Linked DNA regions of Homo sapiens: region 2 is linked to region 1. The links are chromatin loops, found by intact Hi-C in ENCODE. Cell type or tissue: OCI-LY7. All regions are shown on one strand. Each heading gives the region's core, and the rest is flanking DNA. Links, peaks and the distances in the headings are about the cores only.

Region 1 (2,806 bases), core at 89-2,588:
CACCCTAGATGGAGACAGGCTCCTGGGAAGCTTGAGCTGCCAAGACTACACCTGGGATCAGCGGGTCTAGCGCGGCATTCACGCTGGGCTGCCGGGGCAGACTCCGGGGCCTGGCTCAGGGCTGGTCCAAGTGTGAGGCTGTCTGTTAGACTCTGGTCTTCAGGGAGAGTAGGCTGCAAGGACCTGGGTGAACACAGGGGCCAGGCCATAGACAGAGGTAGATTTGAACCCTTTAAATATTTAGGCATATCATATATACCTTGTAAATATTTAAATATACCTTTTAAATATTTAGCCATCTGGTCTCCATTAGTACTCTTGCCCCAGGCCCTACATACATTAAAGGTAGGCCTCGGAGCCATTATGATGATGGTGGTGATTATTCCTATTCTATAAGACAGAGAAGTTTAAGTGTCTTGCTCAAGGACACGTGGCTAGTGAGCAAGAGGATTCTGCCTCCACAGTCCAGGTCTGTCACCTTCTCTCTGACCACACACAGTCAGCAGGTACTATCTCAAATGAACAAGTCCAAGTTTAGCAATGTAAGCACATTATTTAGAAATAACAGAACAAACCAAAAAATTCAAATTCACTGCCTAAGGGAATTATGATGTAAAGTACTATTTTTTTGATCTATGTACATGTATTACTTTGACAAAAAATTTTAAATTGTTGAAAGGAGTTAAGTAATAATCTTTATTCATTTATTTATTTACTTACTTATTTATTTTTGAGACAGAGTCCCACTGCTTTGTCACCCAGGGTGGAGTGCAGTAGCATGGTCTCGGCTCACTGCAACCTCCGCCTCTGAATTCAAGCAATTCTCCTGCCTCAGCCTCCTAAGTAGCTGGGATTACAGGCACCTGCCACTACTCCTGGCTAATTTTCATATTTTTAGTAAAGATGGGGATTCGCCATGTTGGCCAGGCTGGTCTCAAACTCCTGATCTCAGGTGATCTGCCTGCCTCGGGCTCCCTAAGTGCTGGGATTACAGGTGTGAGCCACCGCGCCCAGCCAATCTTAACTTTACATCTCTTCCCTCGATGTAAACAACTTAAAAATTGCTCTGCTCTTCAAGTCTCATTCCTCCAGAACATAAAATATACTCATCATTTTTCCTAATGCCAATCTGTCATGATAACTAATCCTAAGGTTGTTGTTGCATTTAGTGCATTCTCAAAACTGTTTACAGTGAAATACAGCAAATTCTATTATTTGTCAGAAAATGTTCCATAATTGAAAACCCAAAAACAGTCATTTTAGATTGCAAAATCAGGTTTCGTGTATATGTGAAAGTATTATTCAGTGTATTTTTCTTTTTTAGGTCTTTTTCCCCCCAACCTCAATGCATTTAGAAGAACCTTGCTCAGTCCAAGTTAAAAATAAAGGGAAGGCAGCAGGGGGAGCTTTAAGTATTCAACTACTTTATATTCCAAAAAGCTACAAAACTTACAAAATTACGTGCTTAATGCAGAAACAGAGCAACTGTTCAGTCAAACTGACCATATCTAAGAGCACACACATCTAATGAAATGTTCATAACAATCCCCCCCACCCCTGCTAACCAAGACCAGAATCAAAGAGAAATTCCAACCCTAAGAGTATTTTGAGTCTGTTCAAGCCCCGGGGGAAAAAACAGAAAGAGAAGAGAAAAAAGCTTACAACCTAAGACTAGACCCCAGAACAAAACCACAGCCCTTTGAAGAGCGCAGTCCATACAGCCTTTCATGCCTCTACCTCGCTGGGCTGCCTGCTTTCAAATGCATGGTCACATGGGACAGGGATCTTGTCTCCCTACTTATTTTGCCGATTTATCTTCATCTGCTCCATTTGTCAGCCTAGGCTATCTTCCTCCTGTCTAAATCCCCTGAAAACACCTCCCTCTACTGATTAATCCTTCCAATCGATTGGTCTTTTCAATATTTATGTCCGTCATGTGGTGGTGTTGTTTTACTTAATAAATACCTCTACAGAAAGATCTGAGGTGGTTTATAAGAAGAGAAACATAAATAAGGCCCAAATAGGTTACAGAGGGAGAGGAATAAAAAAGCTGTATTGTTATACCTTGATAAACAGATAGCTGAGTGGGCGGATGGACAGACGGATGGGTGGATGAACAGATGGACAGATGCATATGGCTGAAGACATCCCAAGCATGTGCAGCAGCCTCTTTCCCCACCTTCCCAGCCCAGACATGGGTGGTGGCTTGACTGGGTCACAGTAGATTGGCCAGATAAAAACTGCTGCACTTACTTGAAGTGCCTAGAATAGGCAAATTAAGAGACAGGAAGTAGAAGAGAAGTTACCACAAGCAGGAGGAAGGTGAGAAGGGAGAGTTATTTATTTGGTTCAGAGCTTTTTTTGAAGGTGATGGAAAACTTTTACCATGGGTAACATATTTCATCTCACTGAACTGTACACTTATGGTTAAGATGACAAATATTATGTATATTTTACTTAAAAAACAAACAACAACAACAAAAAACAAACACTGCTAGATTTAACAGGGAAGAAAGTTACACTGCACTGAAAAGCAAGGATCTGGCTGGGTGACGCCCATAATTTCAACACTTTGGGAGGCTGAGGTGGGAAGATCGCTTGAGGCCAAGAGTTTAAGACCAGCCTGGGCAACAGAGTGAGACCTCATTTCTATTTTAAAAATTTAAAGTTAGTGAGGTGTGGTGGCATGTACCTGTGGTCTCAGCTACTTGGGAGGCTAAGGTAGGAGGACCGTTTGAGGCCAGGAGCTCAAGGCTGCCAGTGAGCTATGATCATGCCACTGCAGTACAGCCTCGTCGACAGAGTG
Region 2 (2,806 bases), core at 50-2,549, 67 kb before region 1:
GCTTTTGAAATGTCAGCTTTCATTCTGTGCAAACTGCAGAGTCTGGGCTAGAAACCTGCCTCTGGCAGGCTGCAAAACCCTGGGGTAAGTTATTGAACCTTTCTCAGGCTTCATTTCCTCACCTAAAAGTGGGATTCGTAACTGTCTCCCCTCAGGAGCCTGCTGCAATGAGATAGTAAGTAGGGTAAGCCCTCAGACAGTGTTAGCCCCAGTATCCTTAACACCCCGCCTTCCAATTTAGCCACAAGCTACCAAAATCACCAATAGTTCAATATGTACTTTAATATGCTCTGAACCAAAAATTTTCAACATCCTTTTTACAACACATTTATAGCCTTACATTAAAAAAAGTTCTTATTAAATCAAGTGGAGGACTTCAGAAAACTACATATAGTAAACCATACTAATAAAATATCAAATAAACTAATAAAATATAAATTATAATAAAAGTTAGTATTAAAAATTATAGATTTATATAGTATAAGAAATATGTATTATATATGATCTATAGTATATAAATATATAAGAAATATATGAAGTAAAAATATTTAGAATATAATAAAATTATAGGCCAGGTGTGATGGCGCACATCTGTAATCCTGGCACTTTGGGAGGCCAAGGCTGGAGGATCACTTGAGGCCAGGAGTTTGAGACAAGCCTGGGCAACAAAGACAACTCCCTCTACCCCGAACTCCCTACAAAAAAATGAAAATCAATAAAAATTAGCCAGGCATGGTGGTGTTCACCTGTAGTCCCTGCTACTCAGGAGGCTGAGGCTGGCAGATTGCTCGTGACCAAGAGTGTGAGGTAGCACTGAGCTATGATCACGCCACTGCACTCCAGCCTGAGCGACAGAGCGAGACTCTGTCTAAAAAAAAAAAGAAAAACTGTGTATACACACACACACACACACACACACACACACACACACACACACACAAACAAAATATCAATTCCAGTGGCCAAAACTAATGAAAAATAAGTTTCATAAAGCCAGCAGTGATATACATTTCTAGCATGAATATACAAACTCTTAATGTGCCTTTTAATCACATCTGACACAAATGCAGAATCAAGTGAGAAGCCATCACTCTCTAACAGTCAACCAGAGATAGAAGAGAACATGCAACTGATTTAAAGATATTTCTCCTAAAACCTTGAGATCACAAATAAGTTCTAAGCCAAAAAAGATAGGAGAAACTGGTTTTTTAAAAAATTTTTTACCTGTTGCTAGGGTAACAGGATTTTGGCAGGAAGTCAAAGTCGCCATAGCTAAAAGATGAGTTTTAAAAGGATAAAAATCTATTATATCCCTACATTTAGATTAAATAAGAGACTTTGTAGTAAGGCATGCCTAATGACAACAGGATGAACTCTAACAGTAAAAGAATGAAAATGAAACCATCTGGCAATGAACTATGCAAACTAGACAGTATTTCAGTATTTTTATCCCCTTAACTAATGGCCATCACCACAGTACAGCACGAAGACAGAAACAACATGGAGATGTAACGTTTTATTTCACAAAGTTATCTAAACAAGTTTCAGGGAGATTAAGGGGGGCAATTATGCCCTACCACACATTTCATACACATGGCTAGGTTCCAGGTTGTGTGGGTGAGCACCTTTTAAATTTTTTTTTTTTTTTTTTTTTGAGACAGGGTCTCACTCTGTTGCCCACACTGGAGTGCAGTGACACGACTGCGGCTCACTGCAGCCTCAAGCTCTGGGCTCTAGCAATCCTCCTGCCTCAGCCTCTGAAAGTGTTAGGATTACAGGCGTGAGCCACTGCACCCGGCCAAGTGGGCACTTTAAAAATTTATATACATACACACACACACACACACACACACACACACACACACACACACATTTTTTTCTTTTAAATACTGTGCAAGTGAGAGTCTCTGTAAAGCTCCTCAGTCAATCTGATTCTAAGCATGGTGGTCCCAAACTAGGAAATGCAAGCTGATTGCCTTGCCATTCTTTTCAAAAGTAACAACAGCACACCTGCCTCAGTGGCTGTGGTCATCTCTCCACACTCTGATCCTTTCATTCTCCCACTTTCCTTCACTGCCACTGCTGTCTTTCACCTACATCTCTGAGTGAACTGAAAGTGAATTTCAGAATGGGAAAGGCTACAAAATAGCAAGTATTCAAATCACCTATCACCTGCACCCTGTATGGAAAATGCAGATGAAATCTATGGACTTTTCTTAAAGGCTTTAGGAACAGAAACATTAAGACATCCTAAAATCATTTATAATCAGGCTTTAAATTATATTGAACAGACTTACTAATGCTGTAAATCCAACATCCAGAGAGTTGTGTCCCCTGCCTTCACCACCAAGAGTGAACGTTGGGTGGAGTCTTTAAACAAATACACTTGAGATCAACCTTCCCCAAAACATAAACTCAACAAAGGTGTGTTGGTGCTATAGCAGTCACACAGTGAGGGCCACAGCAATGAGCATCAGCAGCAAGGGCAGGTGTGCGGCAGATCCCAGGTGGTATGAGTGTTCCCAGCCCTGCCACAACACTGGAATCACCTGGAAGCTTTAAGAATGCCAGGGCCGGCTGGGTGCGGTGGCTCACGCCTGTAATCCCAGCACTTTGGGAGGCCGAGGCGGGCAGATCACGAGGTCAGAAGATCGAGACCATCCTGGCTAACATGGTGAAACCCCGTCTCTACTAAAAATACAAAAAATTAGCCGGGCGTGGTGGTGGGCGCCTGTAGTCCCAGCTATTCAGGAGGCTGAGGCAGGAGAATCGCTTGAACCCAGGGTGGGAGCTTGCAGTGAGTCGA

The links. A loop is a pair of places that touch in the nucleus more often than their neighbours do. Peaks named below come from ENCODE experiments on the same cell type or tissue, not always from the same donor. Only the 100,000 strongest peaks of a DNase experiment are listed, where the experiment ranks them.
Region 2: it touches region 1 in a loop (6-fold over the local background); 3 of 110 quality-filtered maps call a loop at or near these places.

What each region holds. Positions count from the first base shown.
Region 1 is chr18:58,895,881-58,898,686 of GRCh38, reverse strand. The region is part of intron 2 of ZNF532 (zinc finger protein 532); the gene reads right to left. Among named protein-coding and RNA genes, the nearest start is that of ZNF532, 32 kb to the right of the region's middle. In OCI-LY7, for the core only: a CTCF peak has its summit at 1,369 (motif pointing right); DNase peaks (open chromatin) are centred at 1,686 and 2,236; H3K4me3 peaks cover 1,799 bases; H3K27ac peaks cover 1,566 bases.
Region 2 is chr18:58,962,670-58,965,475 of GRCh38, reverse strand. The region is part of intron 7 of ZNF532 (zinc finger protein 532); the gene reads right to left. Among named protein-coding and RNA genes, the nearest start is that of ZNF532, 99 kb to the right of the region's middle. In OCI-LY7, for the core only: no CTCF peak of the experiment used is centred there; DNase peaks (open chromatin) are centred at 1,415 and 1,695; H3K4me3 peaks cover 1,870 bases; H3K27ac peaks cover 2,344 bases.